Linked DNA regions of Homo sapiens: region 1 is linked to region 2. Evidence: chromatin loops called from intact Hi-C (ENCODE). Cell type or tissue: dorsolateral prefrontal cortex. All regions are shown on one strand. Each heading gives the region's core, and the rest is flanking DNA. Links, peaks and the distances in the headings are about the cores only.

Region 1 (10,347 bases), core at 1,610-9,609, 90 kb after region 2:
CAAACAACAACAACAACAACAACAAAAAACCTTAAAATAACAAAGGTTTTTAAAATGTACATAAGACACTAGTAGACCATCTAAAAGATACACAGTGAGCTGGTAAACAAATGAAAAGATGTTCACCAATACTCTTAATTATTAAGGAAATGAAATGGATCCAAAAAATAGGATTACCATTTTTTACTTCACAAATTGATAGACATTTATTTGAATAGTGTTTTCTTAATAACAGCATTATTGAGATATGATTCACCTACCATACAGGCCACCTATTTAAAGTATACATTTCAATGGCTTTTAGTATATAGAGTTGTGCAGTCATCACCTCTATCTAGATATTTCATATCATCTTTATCACCTCCTAAAAAACCCCATACACATCAGCAGTCACTTCCCCTTTCCCTCTCTCACATCCCTCCAGCCCAAAGCAACTGTCAATCTGTTTGAAAAGTTGATAAGTTTTTCAGTTGGACCTGCCCTGGGCTTTCTAGTCTCAGCTCTCCTCCAGCTCAGCTGGTCAGGAGAGCTGAGACTAGAAAGCCCAGGGCAGGTTCATATAACAGCCAAGCAGAAAGATAGTAATTGTGTCTCCAGGATGATGAGTGTTTACATCCCCAACCCCATTCTTATTTCATCTTCCCAGCAGCACACAGTCAGAGATGGCCATTCTGAATTAGAAAGTCTCAAGTTAAACAGATTTTTCAGGACTGAAATGTAATTTAATCATTTCCTTCTTTGCAACTTGCCCTTTTTTACCTTCCCCGAATTAGCTTTTCTGATAGATTTGCTAATGATTCCCATTGTTCAGTATCTTCACTGAACTGTTGAATCATACTTTTCATTTCCCTTCTCCTAGAACAAATCTTAGAGAGAAGCTGTGAAGCTGTTTTGAAAAAAGATTCCTAATTCTTTCCAAGCAACAGAAGAGAAGAGTTTCTGAGAGAAGCAAAGGTAGAGAGATGCACAGAGGCTATTAGGCTTGGCAGAGCTCACCTATCATGTGACTGTGATGATTATTATGATTTTATCCCTAGACACATTCTGGGAGCTCTGGCCTACAAGTTGAAGACCTGACTCTGGAATGAGACTTGGCAGCTTAGTTTTTGCCATTGTTGTTGGCTGATAGTTAGCCAGGATCACTGGATTTAAGCTTCTTTTCCTCCTTGTTTTGTCTGTCATCAGAATAATCTTTATTTCTTCTTTTGCTCTAAGCCTCAATGAAAGGAATTTCTGTGGTTATATGATAGATATGAACTACCATGACTAGTATTGTCCTTATGAACAGCTGCTGTTCCCACTGTCTCCTAGAATGTGAATGAAAGTCGTGGCCCCTCCCTCTTTTTTAGGTTTATTAAAAGTTGAGTGGAAAATACAGACAGTTCCCATATACTCCCTCCCCTTACACCCACAGGCTTCCCCACTGTCCACACCAGTGTGGTACATTTGCTGCAGCTGATGAACCAACGTAGACACATCATTATCACTCAAAGTATGCGTTTACATTAGGGTTCATGCTTGGTGTTGTAAATTTCACTGGTTTTGGCAAATGTATGTGCCATGTATCCAACATTGTAGTAACATAGAAAATAACTTTACTGCTTAAAAAATCTCCTTGTGGCTGTACATGGTGGCTCATGCCTATAATCCCAACACTTTGGGAGGCCAAGGCAGGTGGATCTCTTGAGTTCAGGAGTTGGAGACAAGGCTGGGCAACATGGTGAAACCCCATCTCTACAAAAAATACAAAAAAAATCAGCTGGTCATGGTGGCACACACCTGTAGCCCCAGCTACTCGGGAGGCTGAGGTGGGAGGATCATCTGAGCCCAGAAAATTGAGGCTTCCGTGAGCCGTGATTGCACCACTGCACTCCAGCCTGGGCAATGGAGTGAGACCCTCTCTCAAGAAAAGAAAAAAAAAAAAAATCTTGTGCTCACCTGTTCGTCTCTGCCTCCCTGCAAACCAACCCCTACCAACTACCCATCATTTTTCTGTCTCTATAACTTTTCCTTTTCCAGAATCTCATACAGTTGGAATCCTATAGTATGTAGCCTTTGACTTCTTTCATTTAGTAACATGCACTTAAGGTTCCTCCATGTCTTTTTGTGGATTGATAGCTCATTTCTTTTAGCATGAATAATATTCCATTGTATGGATGTGCCACAGTTTATCCATTCATCTCTTAAATGAAGAACATCTTGGTTGCTTCCAAGTTTTGACAATTATGAATAAATAAATAAAGCTGCTATAAATATCCATGTGTAGGTGTTTGTGTGGACATTAGTTGTTTTTTTTTTTTTTTTTGAGACAGTCTCGCTCTGTTGCCCAGGCTGGAGTGCAGTGGCGTGATCTCGACTCACTGCAAGCTCCACCTACTGTGTTCAAGCGATTCTCCTGCTTCAGCCTCCTGAATAGCTGGGATTACAGATATGCGCCACCACGCCCCGCTAATTTTTGTATTTTTAGTAGAGATGGGATTTCACTATGTTGGTCAGGCTGGTCTTAAACTCCTGACCTCATGATCCACCTGCCTTGGCCTCCCAAAGTGCTGGGATTACAGGCGTGAGCCACTGCGCCCGGCCTATATTAAGTCTTGAAGTTGGGTTGTGTCAATCCTCCAATTTTGTGTTTTCCTTCCATATTGTGTTGGCTATTCTGGGTCTTTTGCCCTTTCATATAAACTTTAGAATCAGATTGTTAATATTCACAAAATAATTCAGGATTTTGATTGGGATTGTGTTGAATCTGTAGATCCAGCTGAGAAGAATTGACATTGTAACAGTACTGAGCCTTCCTATTCATGAACATGGAATATCTCGCTAATTTAGTTTTATCCTTTGTGATGTCTTTCATCAGTTTTGTAGCTTTCCTCCTATAGACCTTGTACATATTTTGTTAGATTTATACCTAAGTTTATTTTTTTGATGCTAATGTAAGTGGTGGTGTATTTTTAATTTCAAGTTCCAGTCATTCATTTGTTCATTGCTGCAATATAGGAAAGCAGTTGACCTTGTATCTTGAAACCTTGCTATAATTATTTAATAGTTACTGGAGTTTTTTTGTTGATTCTTTGGGATTAGACAGTGATGTCATCTGGCAACAAACAGATTTCTTCCAATCTGTATACCTTTTATTTACTTTGTTTTGCGGTGGGGGGTGGTTTCTGATTGCATTAGCTAGGACTTCCAATATGATGTTGAAAAGTATTGGTAAGAAGGGGCTTCCTTGCCTTGTTCCTGGTCTTAGGGGGAAAGTATCTAGTTCCTCACCATTGAGTATGATGTTAGTTGCAGGTATTTCATATTTCTATTTTCTGGAAGAGACGTTAGAGAACTGGTACAATTTCTTCCTTAAATGTTTGGTAGAATTTAGTGAAACCATCTGGGCCCAGTTCTTTCTGTTTTAGGAGATTATTAATGATTGCTTCAATTTAATAGATATAGGCCTATTTAGATTATTTGTCTCTTGTGTAAATTGTAATATACTGTGTCTTTCAAGGAAAGTTAGTCCATTGCATGTAGGTTTTCAAATTTGTAGGCATACGGTTGTTCATAGTATTCCCTTATTGTCCTTTTGGTGTCCATGGGATCAGTAGTGATGGCCCCCCTTTCTTTTCTGGTATTAGTAATTTGTATCTTCTCTCTTTTTTCGTAGTTGGCCTACCTAGATGTTTATTGTTTATTGATCTTTCAAAGTTTTTGGTTTTATTGATTTTTCTCTATAGGTGATTTCCTGTTTTCAGTTTCATTGGTTTCTGCTCATGTTTTTCTTCTGCTTACTTTGGGTTTAATTTGCTCTTTTTCTTCTTTCTTATGGTAGGTGCTTAAATTACAGATTTTAGATCTTTCGTCTTTTCTTATACATGCATTCAATGCTATAAATTTCCCTCTAAGCACTGCTTTCACTACATTTCACGAATTTTGAGAAGTCATGTTTTCATTTTCATTTACATTTAATCCAAAATATTTTTAAATCTCTCTTGAGACATATTCTTTGAGCCATGTGTTGTTCAGAAATGTATTGTTTAATCTGTCAGTTTTATAGGATTTTCCAGTTATCTTTTTATTACGGATTTCTAGTTTAGTTCTCTTGTAGTCTGCAAGTGTAATATGTATTATTCCTTTTCTTTTGTATTTGTTACATTGTGTTTTGTGGCCCAGAAGGTGGTCTGTCTTGGCCTGGGCTGTTTTCAAGGAGAAAGTTGCCAAATAGTATAGGGCCTAGACAGTTTATTTTAATCTTCAGATTAAACACTTCTCTCTCTTGGCCCTGGCACACTATTTGGGCCAGTCTCTTACACAAGGACATCTCTCTATAAGCTGTCTGTTGATGCTGATGTAAGTAGTAGTGTAACTGTAGATGAAATACACACAGAGATTGGAGTAGATGACAGATATAACTTTAAAGGCCATTTATTAGACACTTAGTATTTGCCATCACTATTTATTTATGTATTTATTTACAAGATGGTCTGGCTGTGTCACCCAGGCTGTAACTGTAGATGCAATACACACAGAGAGTGGAGTAGATGACAGACATAATTTTAAAGGCCATTTATTATGCACTTAGTATTTGCCATCACTATCTATCTATCTATCTATCTATCTATCTATCTATCTATCTATCTATCTATCTATCTATCTATCTATCTACAAGATGGTCTGGCTCTGTAACCCAGGCTGTAGTGCAGTGGTGCAGTCTCAGCTCACCGCAACCTCCACCTTCCAGACTCAAGCTATCCCACCTCAGTCTCCTGGGTAGCTGGGACTACAGGTACACGCCACCACACCTGGCTAATTTTTGTGTTTTGTGTTTTTGGGTTTTTTGAGACAGAATCTTGCTCTGTTGCCCAGGCTGCAGTGTGGTGGTGCGATCTCATCTCATTGCAACCTCCTCCTCCTGGGTTCAAGCAATTCTCATGCCTCAGCATCCCAAGTAACTGAGACTACAGGCACACACCACTATGCCTGGCTAATTTTTGTATTTTTAGTAGAGGTAGGGTTTCACCATGTTGGTCACGCTGGTCTCGAACTCCTGACCTCAAGTGATCCTCCTGCCTTGGCCTCACAAAGTGCTGGGATTACAGGTGTGAGCTACTGCGCGTGGCCTTTTTTTTTTTTGCGATAAGAGTCTCACTCTGTCCAGGCTGGTTACAAATTCCTGGGCTCAAGTGATCTGCCCACCTTGGCCTCCCAAAGTGCTGGGGTTATGGGCGTGAGCCACCATGCCCGACCACTTTGTATTTATTGTCTTAGTAAGTTCTTCCAACAATCCTGTAAGTTGTAGGTACTATTATACCCTTTTCTACAGATAAGGAAACTGAGGTTCAGAGAGATTAATTTATACAAAGTCACACTATAGTAGATAATGACAGGAAGTGTCAAAATCTGGTCCAGTTGATTCTGAAACCTGTATTCTCAAAACAAACAAAAAACAAGCCGTAAGATCCCATTGGCAGATATGGAAAATTGAAGTTGTAATGCTGTGCCTTGGATTAGTTTCTTTCCATGACTATAACAGCATCACTTGTTAGCAGCAGACATTCTAGTAGTGGTGCTAAGAGCACCTACCCTGGAGTTAAAATGTAGGATATGTTTATCTAGCTTAGCATTTCTCAACTAGGAATGATTTTTATCCCCAGAGGACATTCGGCAGTGTCTGGAGACATTTTTGGTTGTCTCAACTATGTGGAGTGGGGTGCTACTGGCATCTAGTGGGTAGAGGCCAGGGATGCTAAATGTTCTGCGATGCACAAGACTCTTCACACAAATAATTATCTGTCCTAAAATTTCAGTAGTGCAGAGGTTGAGAAACTCTGAGTCTAGCTTGTTCCATTCTGTCATTACTACATGGGAGAACCTTGAAACCTTAGAAATCCCTTAGCAGTCTCTCAGGATTTGGTTTCTGAGGCTAAGTGCCTCGTATGTAAATACTTTCTAGCTCAGTCCATTAACCCCCTCTGGCACATTTCCTGCCTTCATCTTAGTGGCCAGAGGCCTACTAAATGGTTGGGGTTGTTTTAATAACATCAGGCTTTTTCCTCCTGTTGTTTCCAAGAGACAGGCTCAGTTGGCCTACAGTTCTTGAAGAAAAGAACCTGGTAACAGTACTCTAATCTGTTGCTGGCATCTTTAGCTCCCTAATCTGTGTTTATATGACACAAAAAAAATGACTCTCCTTGGTGCCAGGCTTCATTCCTCCTCAGCACCCTGGCACCATTGGCAGAGAGCACCTCCCCAGTCTCTTCCACACAGTGGCAACCCTACATGTTGATTTTATGGCACAGCTGTTCTCCAGAAGATGTTTCTTGAGACATGGACAGTACAGGATGCCTCTGGAGCCGGGATTTGGGAGTCTTAATCATTTGTGTTCCCATTTGCAGATCCACAGTACTCAAAAAGCATCTGGTATTATTCCTTAACTGTTTTCCTGTTTGTAGTTCTTATCCCTTCCCCCAGAATAAGCTCTTAAAATATGAAGTTTGTTTTTTCAATTTATTTTCTACCCTCTCTTAGCAACTAGCATTTTGTTCATCATGTACTGAGAAAATCAACTTACCTTCTATCATTTGGGGTTGTTAAAAGCTGGAGAAAATGATAAGGAGCTAAATTAATTTGAGAGACTAGTGGTCAAAGGAGGGTGTCAACCATCTTGATAAGCAAGCCCAGGAAACAATTCGGAAACTCAGTGGAACTGAGCCTGGATCAGAATGAAATGGAATAATTCCTTCCAGGGAAGTGGTAGACCTTGTAACTAAAGAATGATTTTCATTATCAAAGAGGCATAGAAAAATCAAGAAAGTTCCTTTTAATAAAGTCGTTCAGGTATCTTACCCTCCTCATGACCCAGAGGTTCAGCAAAAGTCAGATATAATTATTAAAGGGGAATTTTCTGTGAAGGTTAAAGCAAGGGTATATATTTACCTCATCTTATGATACGCCACAGGGACCTCAAATAGAGATTTGAGGTCAGTGGACTCACTGACAGCACACCCCCAAATGCTGTCATTCTCAGGTCTCAGGGAGAGCATGACTGGGCTTATGTCTTTGAATTTGCAAGATTTTAAAGGATGTCTTGTTTTGTGGGTATTCATTTATCTAGAACGGTTTGTTTTAGCCTTTATTCCATTATTGTCCTCCTGAGGAACCTTTTTAGACATTTTTTCCCTACTTGTCTCTCCTCCCATGAAATTTTAATATCACAGATACAATGTGTATCTATTTATATACTCTGATGCTTTGGAGGGGAACAAATGATTACACTAAGTTTTTTTTTGTTTTTTTTTTTTTGTTTTTCTTTTTTTTGCCCCTTTGAACCAATTTTTACCCCCATGGGGATGATATTTCCCATGTTGAGAATGCATGATCTAGAAGTATCATCATTTTGGAAATGAACTGTTATTTGTACTTTTCCTTACAAATTGAAAATGAGACAAAGACAAGACTGTCAATAAATTAATGCTGAAAAACAGTCTTCTGACACAGTGGCCAGCAGCAACCGGAAGAGTGCAGAGAGTACTTTTCTCATATTTCTTGGCTTCTATGAAGGTTTTCTCTTTGAACCATCTCTTGATCATTTGGGGAAAGAAAGGGACACCAGGAGTAGCAGTGCAATAAATGCCGCTCTCTAAAAGAAAAAAACTACAGTTCACAAGATGCTTTTGCAGTGATGTGCAGAGGAGGAAGACTAGGTGATACTGAAGAATCTGGGTATGAAATTGTCCATTTTTCCAAGGCTGGTAAACTCTAACAAGTTCAGTTTTTCACAGTAGCCTTTGATTTACAGCTGAGAATACCATTTAGGTTAGCTAGCATACAAGAATGTTCTATTCTTCCAACAGGGTTTGACTCTGTCTGATCAGAAGGAGGGTGGTTGTGTATGAAATGCACCTCAGAAGGAGGAGGAGGAAATGACATGTTCATGTAAATGAAATACAACTGCAAATTAAAGTGTCACCCTGTTAAAAAAATCCATTTTTTATTTAATTGGTTACCAAGGAAAAAAATGTCATACAGAAGAATATATCTCAGAGAAAGTTAAACCTGGAGATGTTACAAGCAAATGTGGATTCAAGGAGGTTCTTAGGGGGTAGGTATTATAAAAGATGGCCTTAATAAAAATATTCTGATGCTACAAAGTGAGGCTCATAAATTTTTATTGTGTTACGTGCCAGGGGTCCAGAAGAGATGAATGAATATTACCTTATTTGTTTTTTACTGTCTGTTTCTATCCAATCAGCTGTATAGTAGCTGCCTCTTCCCTGGAGGAAGCCTGTTTTTGAGATGTCCTATTAGGAAGAAAGTGATAAAGGAGGAGATACTTTGTCTGAAAGAGTGCTGCTTACTATCAGGATGTCCAGGGACTGAAATGCTGCTGGCTTTTCTGTGTTAATGGTGTCTTCCCATTTTTCATTTTTCTTTTCTCACATTTTTGTGAAAATTCACCTGTCTCTTTTAGATGTTGAGCCTACCAGACCATGTATGTACAGTACCTGCCACGTTGTTGGCACTAAGTAAATGTTAAGTAACAATGGGAAGGACTGATGAATGGGATTATATTTCCACATTGAATTGTTCCCTGGCAAACATGCCTGGTTTTTCTTTGAGACAAAGACTTGCCAGATGGGACTCATTAGCTTTCTTCAGCCATAGTCTAGTTTTTCCTCTTCTCTCCCCACTACTAATCCCAGTATTGTTTTATGTTTTGCAGTGGAAACGTGGATAAATAATATAATGTGCTGTCTTTGACTTCTTCCTCATAAGGGGCAGTGATCGGTGATGGACAGTCTGCTGTGGCCAGTAACATTGCCAATACTACCTACCGGCTCCAGTGGTGGGACTTCACTAAGTTTGACCTCCCTGAAATCAGTAATGGTAAGTCAATGTCAAATGGGGGTATCAGTGGAAGGGTTATATTTGCTGGTGAGCCAGAACTCAAAAATTCATGGAGCACTGGGTTTTTCATCATCCTATTGAGCAGTTGTTATCTACATGCCATTTCTGCACCTCTTCTGTAACTTTCTTTTCAGGTCCATTAACCAGATATCAACCATACCATACACTTAAGTCTATTAAGATCTGGATTAATCGAGTTTAATTAACATCACTGTAGTCTTTCCTAAAAGGGTCACAAGGTTTAGCTCTTGGATCCTACACTCCCTTCTCTTTCTCTTCTTTTCAGTTCCACCTAAACTTTAGGTTTTGACCAGTGAACTACTAGTCCACAAACTCTTCAGAGCAGAGAAATCTTTGTTTTTGTGTCTACTTCAGTACCTTACATTGTTTGCTGCTGAGGGTGGGTGCAAGACATGTTTGCTGAATTGCTTAATTGAGAGTTACAGGCTGGGTGCGGTGGCTCACGCCTGTAATCCCAGCACTTTGGGAGGCCAAGGCAGGCGGATCACTTGAGGTCAGGAGTTCAAGACCAGCCTGGCCAACATGGTAAAACCCTGTCTCTACTAAAAATACAAAAACTAGCTAGGCATGATGGCATGCACCTATAATCCCATAGGGCTTAGTTGTTCATATCTGAAGCTGAAATTTTTCTATCTTGTCTGTGTGATATTATAAGACTTTGCCAGTTGCCTTAAAATAATTAAGATATTCTATGTCTGTGGCATTTCCTGATATGCCAGTTTTCGTATCTTTATTCATCTCAATGGTATGGTTGATATCTGATTTACAAACATGACTGTTTCAGTTTCCTTGCTTCTAGTGAAGTCTGCAGTCCACATCCCAGTTGTTCTATTGGAATCACAACATTTTAAACCTCTCATTTCACTTTCTACCTCGTGAAGGGCTCTCTCTTGCACATTTCTGAGAGGGATGGTCCAGCCTCTGCTTGACTGCTTCTGATGATAGACCACACTGACAAGGTGGCCTGACCATCACTGCTAGATTTGTGTTAAAATATTCTTTCAGCCAGGTGTAGCAGCTCACACCTGTAATCTCAGCACTTTAGGAGGCTGAGTTGGGAGGATCACGTGATCCCAGGAGTTCAAGACCAGCCTGGCCAACATGATGAAACCTCGTCTCTACTAAAAATACAAAAATTAGCTGAGTGTGGTGGTGCATGCCTGTTTTCCCAGCTACTCGGGTGGCTGAGGCACAAGAATTGCTCGAACCTGTGTGGCAGAGGTTGCAGTGAGCCAAGATCACATCCCTACACTCCAGTCTGGGTGACAGAGTGACACCCTATCTCCAAAAAAAAACAAAAACACACAATTAATTGAGCATGGTGGCGTACATCTGTAGTCCCAGCTACTTGGAAGGCTGAGGTGGGAGGATCATCTGAGCCCAGGAGGTCGAGGCTGCTGTGAGCCAAGATCACACCACTGCACTCCAGCC
Region 2 (10,347 bases), core at 683-8,682:
TTTCTTGGAAAATCTTGCTCTGGTGGCAGAGATAGGATAGGGCCTAGCAGTATGAGTCAGTTGGCTGCGCTAGCTCTATTTCGGCTAAGCTCAAGGTTCTGGCTTTAGCCTTGAAAGGAGAGTGTAGATTAGGTTAGAGAGGCATGAGGAGATGGAACCATTGACTTTCTCTGCCTGCTTTTTGACCTTGTCGAGACATTGTATGTGCAGGACTACTTATTGTAGTAGTCCCAGAGTGCCTAGGAATAAGTAAAAGAGAACCCTGCATGGTAGAGATTAGTATATTGGCTCTTCGCTGATTGTATTGCTTTGGACAACTGAGTTCACTTCCTAATCCTTATCTTTTGGAACACTGCAGTTTGACAAAGGGAAAAGAAAAAAAAATACATATATGTATATATATGTATGTCAAGAAAAATTCCAATTTTTTCAGAGATACTTGTTTTTGGGCAGCCTATTGCTCAGTTGAGATTCTCTGAATGGACCTTCCAGGTGGACTTTCACCTTGGGGTGGAGAAGAAGAATAATTCATGGAAGGAAAGACTCTCCATACTCAGATTGGCATCCTAGCCAACTCTTTCATGGGAGAAACAGAGTAGGTGTAGTTGATCGCCCACCATATGTTCCATGTATGGCTATGTGCGCATCTATCTTGATTTATTAGGGACTTCTTTCTGTAATTTTGTAAAGGTCAAAGCTAGCATAATCACCAACTCCAAGAATATGCCTGTTGGATCCAAACAGCATATTGCGCTGCATTACATCCTCTGTCGAAGCAACTGAAATTTCTCTGACATAAGCTTCTAACAAGGGTGGGAATATGAATTATGCACATAATGTACTTGTTATTTTGGGAGGATGCTTTAGACAGTCACTCAGTCAATAAGTATTAGTTGAATGGTTACAAATTTTCTAACACTGTGCTAGGCACTGTGGGAAATACAAAAGAAGTATAATACATGGTCTTTACCCACCTGAGTCTACAGTGTTATTGTGGAGGCAAGACAACGAAATTTTTCAAAAGTATAGATGAGCAAATGCTTCATTGTATGGTACCGAGATTGGATGTAGTCTCAGAGAGAGGGAAGTATCATCCAAGAAGGCTTTGCAAAATCAAGTCTTGAAAGATGGATAGGATTTGGAGAGAGCAAGACCTTTTTATTTTAGGGAAACAGCACATGTTAAGGGAGGAAAGGGTATGGTATGTGTAGGTTCTTAGGCAGTTACTAAGGGCCCTGGGTAGGAAGCAGAGGGAGACTTGACTAGATGTGAAAGATGAATAAAATAGAGAGGTTGCTAACTCTGCCCATATGCTTGAAACCAGTTCTGGATTAACAGCTCCTCAATTCCTGGTTTTGGAATATTGTGCCTGGCATACTGGTCTTCATCAGGAGCCCGAGCCTCTGTTCTTCCTCTTTGCCAAGAGTGGTGAGAAGGCAGTCAACACAGGGCATGACATGTAGTAGGCACTTTAAAAGTTTATTAAAGATCTCTGTAAAAGGACTGTCTTCAGTTACTGCTCTAAGAAACCAAGCAGTTGCTGTTTCCGTAATACCAGTGTGCTCTGGTTAGCTTTTGTCCATTCTGCTTTAGTAGTACCTCTTCATGTGCTATTCTGAGAAATTCCTGAGTGGTTTAAATAAACTCTATTGTTTGATGATAATTAGAGATACCAGTTACTGCCGGGCACGGTGGCTCACGCCTGTCATCCAAGAACTTTGGGAGGCTGAGTCGGGCAGACCACTTAAGGTCAGGAGTTCGAGACCAGCCTGGCCAACATGGTAAATCCCCATCTCTACTAAAAATACAAAAATTAGCCGGGCTTGGTGGCGCAGGCCTGTAGTCCCATCTGCTTGGGAAGCTGAGGCAGGAGAATCGCTTGAACCCAGGAGATGGAGGTTGCGGTGAGCCAAGATCACGCCACTGCACTCCAGCCTGGGTGATGGAGCAAGACTCCATCTCAAGAAAAAAGGAAAAAAAGAGATACCAGTTACTGAGGGCCTACTATGTGTTAGGTATTGTGTTCTTGCTTTGAAATAATTCCTTCTGCCTTCAACAACGACTCTATGCAAGTCAGGTATTCAATTTTCCATTTTATAAAGTTGAGGAAAGTGAGGCTCAGGGAAGTCAGTTTCTTGTGAAAGATCATATAATAGGTCTCTGAGTGAGAATTTGAACTCTGGTCTTCATGACTAAAGATTTGTGCAAGCTGCCCTTCATGGCATTTTCCTTAATATAACATTTTTATTTTTTTGAGATGGAGTTTCGCTCTTGTTGCCCAGGCTAGAGTGCAATAGTGTGATCTCGGCTCACCACAACCTCCATCTCCTGGGTTCAAGTGATTCTCCTACCTCAGCCTCCCGGGTAGCTGGTATTATAGGCATGCGCCACCACGCCTGGCTAATTTTGTATTTTTAGTAGAGACGGATTTTCTCCATGTTGATCAGGCTGCTCTCAAACTCCCGACCTCAGGTGATCTGCCCACCTTGGCCTCCCAAAGTGCTGGGATTCCAGGTGTGAGCCACTGCGCCTGGCCGATAACTTCATTTTTAAGTGAACCACTTTTTTTCTTTTAATATTTTATTATGGAAATCTTCAAACATATATAAAAACGAAGAGAAAAGTATAACTGAGCTTCCATACACCTATAACCTGACTTCAAAGGTTATCAATGCTTGGCTGGCTTTCTTTAATCTATATTCCGTCTGCTCCCGGCACCTAGATATCAGATAATTTTGTCTGTAACCACTAGATTTTCTAGAGCAATGCTGTCCAATAAAACTTCTTACACTGATGGAAATGTTCTCTATCTGTGCTATGTAAGATGGTAGCCACTGGCCACACATGGCTATTGAGCATTTGAAATGCTGCTACTGTGATCTGAGAAAATAAATGTAATCTTTAAATTTTTAAGTAATTTAAATAATCACATGTGACTAATGGCTATGATATTATACATCTAAAATATTATTAATCACTTAATAAAGTAGGTTATTTAAAACCCAGAAACTACTGGGTAGGTGCAGTGGCTCACGCCTGTAATCCCAGCACTTTGAGAGGCCGAAGCAGGCAGATTGCCTGAGGTCAGGAGTTCGAGACCAGCCTGGCTAACATGGTAAAACCGCGTCTCTATTAAAAATACAAAAAAAATTAGCCAGGCATGGTGGTGCATGCCTGTAGTCCTAGCTACGTGGGAGGCTGAGGCAGGAGAATCACTTGGACCCGGGGAGGCGGAGGTTGCAGTGAGCCGAGATTGCACCACTGCACTCAAGCCTGGGCGACAGAGCAAGACTCCGTCTAAAAAAAAACCCAGAAACTATTAAGGATGTACCATAATTTTTTGTTTAAGTATTTTTTTCTTTTCTGGTGCCAAAAAATATATGCATTGTGGTTTAAAGTTCAACCATTTAAAAATGTGTATTATAAAAATGAAGTCCCTGGTCATCTCACTGTAAACAATTTTATATTTATGCTCATTTTCTTTTAAAATATACAAATAACTCAGGGTTCTCATTGTAAGATAGTATATTAATACAGTAGTTACATTATTTATATGGAATCACTTTTAAATGAGCTAGGATGTCGTATACCATAAGGGCTGACAGCTGTCTCAAAAATGAGGTATGTTGTAAAATAAGTGCGTACACATTAAAGAAGGACCACCATTTGAATGGCTGCATTCTGATGTAAATCACTAAGACAAACAGGTGCTGGTCTGCCTCTTCCTCTGCCTTCTAAAGGGGCTGAAAGTCTCTAGGTGATGAGCCAACCCTTGCTTCTAGTTCTCCAGCAGGTGTCACTGTTGGGCTGCTGCTGCTAGGTTAGGATGACTGGGAAGAAAAGGTGTCCCTGCTGTTTGTGTACGAGGTTGGTTCTTTTAACAAAGCCTGTTTTTGTAGATGACTGTTGTTCCTGAGTGAGTGGAGTTCATAAAAGGTGATTGTACTTGAAAGGAGAAAGTTTTGTTCATTGGCCTTATAGTAGAAGATAGGCAAAGGAGAGATGTCTGGATCCTTGGTGCTGCTGGGATATTTAATAGTGTTTGCAAATAGTGAGGGTATTGATAAGCATACAGTGTGTATTTCAGTGTAGCTGTGTGCTGCCAAGTGGTAATAACCAGTACACGGTTTGTCTCCTTTTGCCTGTGGGCAGTGGAGGGCAAACTGTCTTTTTATAATAGTCTGACGCTACATTGCAACTTGAGTGGTGGGCCTTTGCTTCACTACAAAGAAATGATTTCTCTGTGTGGGAGTGCAGGATCCAGCAGAAGATCAGGGTATTGTGGCTCCTTGCGGTAGGGTGCCCTTGGCCTTTAAAAACTGGTACTAGGAAAAAGAAAATGGTTTCAATGGCAAGTTAAAACTGGAGGGAACCTAGAACTTTTGTAGTCTAGTCTCTCTCTGATGACAAAACAGAGAGAGTAAATGATTTCTTAAAGAGGTGTTTGTAAGCAAAAGTGGGGTTTGAACTCCTGGGCCCTGAAGAGGGCACCCTTTCCTCCGTTTCATTTGAAATAAGTGCCTTCAAACAGCAGTTTTCTTTGTCAAAACCTCTGTTGCTCATGTAGGTCATTGCCTGAGGGAACTTTTCAGTTAACTCTTATTGTAAGAAATTGGAGGTCTGTTAGATAATTTGTAATTATTATTTTTGGGTAGAATGGTAACTAACACAATGCTTCTAGGAGAAATGCTGTTTTAGTTATTTGCCCATAGAACTACATTGATTAATCCCAATAAAGTGATCCCTGTTAGGGATGTTCACTATTAAAATTCCAGCAACTGAGAGAGATAAAAATTGGTCTCAATCTCCTCCTAGAAGCACTAATTGTTTCTGTATTCTGTCTCTAGGTAGTTAAAGACTTGGGTCTGGAGTATTTAGTAAGACTGAGCGTCTTCTGAGAATTTAGGTCTTTTTCTCTCATGATAGATGAAGACTGGGGAAGTACATTGACGGCCTTAGTGTGAAATGTGGCCATCAAGGTTAGAGTTAGAAGCCCTCATTGGATTGCTAAGTTTCTTAGACTTTTATGGGGGAATTGCTTTGGAGCTTAGAACAGTCTGAAGCCCTTTGAGGCTTCGTGGGCCACCACACTTATTTGATCCCTCAGCTCCAGTCACTTGGGGATTCTCCAGGGAGGCCTCGGCCCAAACATTGATGGAGGAAAATAAATGGGTGTCTGCGGGGCTGATTGTAGGTCCACAAAAGGGGGCCGGCAACCTAAAAATGAGGAAAGTAGCAGTCTTCTTAGCCTGACTACTATAGAAAGGGGTCCAAATTTAGTAGTTTTTCTGTGCCATTGATCTAGCTGAGTCTAAAGAGTTTCGATATCTAATCTCTCCCAGTTTCTTTGGATGGGGAATATACACAATTTATTATTCAAAACCCAGCACAGCTGTCACCGTGTCCCTTGGGAAACCTTCCCTGACTGTCCCAAGTAATCACTTCCTTTTCTTTGTTGCATGTGTACTAGATACTTCTTTGTGATATTGCACCCATGACAGAAAATTATTTGTTTACCTTTCCGTCAGTGAGCTCCCTGAAGGCAGTGATCATGTCTGTATATATCCCTTGTCTACCTAGAATACTACCTGGCCACACAGTAGATGCTCAGTAAATGTTAGTTGAATTGAATAAGTAGAATTGAAATTATGTTCCTTATGGTTTCATATGCAATATAAGTCCTGTTTGGCCTTTTTAGTAAAAAAGATTAAAAAACCTATTACTATATCCCATCATTTGGTCTTACAGAGAGTCATTGGCTCAATAATCACTTGTTAAATAAATGAAACGGTATTACTTAGAGTTGTACAAGGAAGTCACACCTTCCAAAACTTGAGCTCCGGTGACCTCTGATGTTTCACTGTGTGCTATGTTCCTAACTTGTGAATGGGTTGTCCTGAAGCCTGTAATAAGTCTGTTGCACCTGGCCAATATGTGTCCTTCATATTGGCTTTACACTGATGACTCAGGGTCTGCGCCTTCCTCGAGAGCACTGGCATCATATGCAGCCTTCCCTTTTTTTATCTTTTTGGTACCCCATTCCTATTGAATACAGCTTGCTCTTGACACCATTTTGTTGGTCTTTGGCTTGGCATCTCAGTAATATTATTAGGTCTTTGGCTTGGCACCTCAGTAATATTATTATCTCTGCCAGTCAGTGCTGTTGGTATTTTTTTTCTCCTTAAAGATTCTTCTGCAATCTCTATGAAGGTATACTTGGTCTTGATTTAGTTCAAAAATTACATGTGGATAATCCAATTTAAATGCGAAGGTTCTTTCCTACTGATGCTTTTTCTTTAAGTTTCTGTGGAAGGCATTCATTAAATTTGCTTAGAAGTAGGATTTTTAGGGTTTGAGAAAATGTGTGCTCTCATCTTTTGTTTTGGAGTCTGAGCATCATGAGAGTGAACCTTGTTAAGTTTTGAGATGCTTGTAGGTCCCTTTTTTCTTGTGGAGGTCAGAATCCTTATGTTAGTTAGCAGAAAGTTTTGCTTTACCTCTAATTATGCGGAGTGTGAATAGTTCCCCCTGAAAAAAACTGGTGGAATTGTTGTCTTTGGTATTCAAGATACTATACAGTAAACGCTTTCTAACTTCTGAGTTCTTCTTAGTTAGAAGTTCGGCATTTAAGGACAAATAGGAAAGAATCCTCAACTGTGAGAATTTCATTTGTGATACAGGCAAATTATGACGTGTTCTTTCTAGGAAGAGAGAGGAACAAGTATTGGGAAATAAAAAGGAGACAAAGCCTGTGGTGGAATTAACAAACTTATTTTAAGAGATGTAAGGGAAGGGAAGCTGGGGAAGGTAAACTCAGGCTTTAGAATAGGGTACTGAGGGCTGGGTGTGGTGGCTCATGCCTGTAATCCCAGCACTCTGAGAAGCCAAGTTGGGCAGATGGTTTGAGCTCAGGAATTTGCGACCAGCCTGGGCAACATGGTGAAACCCTATCTCTACAAAAAGCTCAAAAATTAGCTGGGCATCGTGGCATGTGCCTGTAGTCCCAGCTACTCGTGGGGCTGAGGTGGGAGGATCGCTTGAGCTCAGAAGGTTGAGGCTGCAGTGAGCCATGATTGCGCCTCTGCACTGCAGCCTGGGCAACAGAGTGGAGACCCTGTCTCTCAGAAAAAGGAAGAGGGAACTGAGGAGTATGCACAAGGACTGCTTCCTGGATGAGTTTGGTTCTTCCTAATAACGCTGAGAGTTGGGCTTGTAAACTGTGATTGATCCATGCATCCATCCATTCACTCATTCCATTAACAGATATTTACCAAGCACCTGCTGGATTTCAGGTGCTATTTATTTTACTTTATTTTGAGATGGAGTTTCGCTCTTCTTGCCCAGGCTGGAGTGCAATGGTGCGATCTGGGCTCACTGTAACCTCCGCCTCCCGGGTTCAAGTGATTCTTTTGCCTCAGCCTCTCAACTAGCTGGGATTACAGGCGCCTGCCACCACGCCTGGCTAACTTTTCTGTATTTTTAGTAAAGACGGGGTTTCACCATGTTGGCCGGACTGGTCTTGAACTCCTGACCTCTGGTGCTCCGCCCGCCTCGGCCTCCCAAAGTTCTGGGATTATAGGCCTGAGCCACCGCACCTGGCTGGCACCAGGTGCTATTTAAATGCCAGCAATAATTCTCTCATTCTAATGGGAGAAAGACAATAAAAAAATAAGATATCTAGTATGCCAGACAGTGATAAGTTCTATGGCAAAAAAGAGAAATGTATAAAAAATGTAGGGGATGCTGCAATTTGAAATAGGATCATCAAAAAAGGTTTGATAAGGTTACACTGGAGCAGAGGAGACCTTAAAGAAGTGCGAAAACAAACCCCGTCGACACTAGGGGAAGGACATTTTAGACAGAGGAAAGGGCGAATGCAAAATCTCTGAGATGCTTGGCACCGTCAGCCAGTGCAGCTGGAGCACAGCAAGGGATGGAGTGATAGAAGATGAAGTTGGAGAGGTGACAAGGATGAGATTATGCAGGGTCTTCTAAGCCATTTAAAAGATTTTTGCCTTTTCCTTTGAGTGACTTGGGAAACCATCAGAAGTGGAGTAGCATGATCTTATATTTTAAAAAGATAACTGTGGCTGCTGGTTGAGAATAGACCTAGGAGCTAAGTAGCGTAAATTAAAGCTAGGCCAACTCTGCACACTTTTAGATTGATTTGTGTCTTGAGACTGTGTTGAGAACCAAAAAGGAGGAGTGACTTGTTCTGTCAAGATAAGAGAGGCCTTAAATGTTTGGGTGAAGAGCTGATGAACGGTTGAACAAATGAATGAATCAATCATCTCAGCAGGCATATTACCTGCAACAAAGCCCCTCCACTCTTCCCCAACCTCCAAACAAGAAGGCGTGTTATCGAACTGTGAGGAAGGGAGAGCTTGAAAAATTAATAGTAAACAAGAGATCATAAATGGAAATGAAATTCCTGTTTTTTGCTAATTACAAAACTATTGTCAATTCATTTGTAAAAAATCAAACATTACAGAAATGTACAATTGTAGAAAGTGGATATCCTCTTAAAGCCACTGCTCAGAGATCTGCTATTAACAATTTGTGTGTGTGTTAACTCCAGAATTTTTTCTATGCTAATCAAAACACATTTTTCCATTTATTTTAATTCTTTTCCTTTTTTTTTTTTCTTTTGAGACAGAGTCTCGCTTTGTAGCCCAGGCTGGAGTGCAGTGGTGCAATCTTGGCTCACTGCATCCTCCACCTCTGGGGCTCAAGCGATTCTCGTGCCTCAGCCTCCCGAGTAGCTGGGATTACAAGTGTGTGCCACCAGGCCTGGCTAATTTTTGTATTTTTAGTAGAGACAGGGTTTCACCATGTTGGCCATGTTTTGTTTTCTTTTTCACAGTGTTGCAGGATCTTTGTGTACTTAAGTGTTTTTAGAAGATGAAGTTCTAGAAGTGGAATTGCTAGTGCCCAAGAGTATGAGCGTTGTTAGTGGTAAATGAAAATTAATTGTATGCTACTCATTATTACTAATGTAAGATATATAAAGTATTTCTTATTTCCTGTTTTATTTAACTGAACATTATTTCATAGATTTCATAGATTAGAACTCTTAAGGCCGGGCACTGTGGCTCACGCCTGTAATCCCAGCACTTTGGAAGGCCAAGGTGGGCGGATCACAAGGTCAGGAGTTTGAGACCAGCCTGGCCAACATGGTGAAACCCCATCTCTGCTAAAAATACAAAAATTAGCTGGGCATGGTGGTGGGTGCCTGTAGTCCCAGCTATTTGGGAGGCTGAGGCAAGAGAATCGCTTGAAGCCGGGAGGCAGAGGTTGCAGTGAGCTGAGATCGCACCACTGCACTCCAGCCTCGGCAAAAGAGAGAAACAACATCTCAAAAGAACTCTTCAACCTTTCTTCCCCCATAAGCTCTTAAGCTTATCAGTAGTAAATTCTCCTACTACGGGTTTTCAGGAGCTTCCTCCTCAAGTTTTTGAGAAAAACTTTTGTTTTATTCTAATAATTGCCACCTTGAGGTGTTAGTGTACATTTGTTCTCTGACACCCTTGTATGAGAAAAACATAGCCCTGTTCTATCTCTGACAATCACATACATACTGGCCTTCATCCACTTAGTCTTCTGTGTCTTATTAAGTGATTGGAAAAATCCAGGCATCTCTTGCCTCTTCATAAGAAAGTAATTTTATATTAATTAATTAATTAATTTATTTCTGAGACATAGTCTTGCTCTGTCACCCAGGCTAGAGTGCAGTGGCCCGATCTCAGCTCACTGCAACTTCCGCCTCCCAGGTTCAAGTGATTCTCCTGCCTCAGCCTCCTGAGTAGCTGGGATTACAGGCGCCCACCACCATGCCTGGCTAATTTTTTGTATTTTCAGTAGAGACAGGGTTTCACCATGTTGGCCAGGCCGGTCTTGAACTCCTAACCTCAAGTGATCCGCTGCCCTTGGCCTCCCAAAGTATTGGGATTACAGGCGTGAGCCACCTCTCCCAGCTGGCAGTAACATTTAGATATCGAATGTATTCGTCATTGGGGGTGGTTAGGCAACCCATTTTCTCTTTGGCAATATGGGAATGAGGATAGAGTGAAGGAGGGATATCATTCTGTTAATCTTTTTTTTTTAAGATGGAGTCTCGCTCTGTCACCCAGGCTGGAGTGCAGTGGCAGATCTCTGCTCACTCCAACCTCCAACTCCCGAATTCAAGTGATTCTCTTGCCTCAGCCTCCCAAGTAGCTGGGATTACAGGTGCCCACCACCAGGCCTGGCTAATTTTTGTATTTTTAGTAGAGACAGGGTTTCGCCATATTGGCTGGGCTGGTCTTGAACTCCTGACCTCAGATGATCCGCCCACCTTGGCCTCCCAAA

What was found. A loop is a pair of places that touch in the nucleus more often than their neighbours do. Peaks named below come from ENCODE experiments on the same cell type or tissue, not always from the same donor. Only the 100,000 strongest peaks of a DNase experiment are listed, where the experiment ranks them.
Region 1: it touches region 2 in a loop (4-fold over the local background); 11 of 110 quality-filtered maps call a loop at or near these places.

What each region holds. Positions count from the first base shown.
Region 1 is chr11:46,442,015-46,452,361 of GRCh38, reverse strand. It overlaps AMBRA1 (autophagy and beclin 1 regulator 1), which reads left to right. Exons shown (of 18, transcript NM_001387011.1): 12 at 8,764-8,874. It overlaps MIR3160-1 (microRNA 3160-1), which reads left to right and starts at 473; the gene lies at 473-557. MIR3160-2 (microRNA 3160-2) reads right to left here and starts at 555; the gene lies at 475-555. RefSeq lists an enhancer at 5,800-6,301. In dorsolateral prefrontal cortex, for the core only: a CTCF peak has its summit at 5,697 (motif pointing left); no DNase peak of the experiment used is centred there; H3K27ac peaks cover 668 bases.
Region 2 is chr11:46,531,465-46,541,811 of GRCh38, reverse strand. The region is part of intron 7 of AMBRA1 (autophagy and beclin 1 regulator 1); the gene reads left to right. Among named protein-coding and RNA genes, the nearest start is that of AMBRA1, 57 kb to the left of the region's middle. RefSeq lists enhancers at 3,178-3,683, 3,684-4,187. In dorsolateral prefrontal cortex, for the core only: CTCF peaks have their summits at 3,590 and 3,793 (motif pointing right); a DNase peak (open chromatin) is centred at 3,801; H3K27ac peaks cover 699 bases.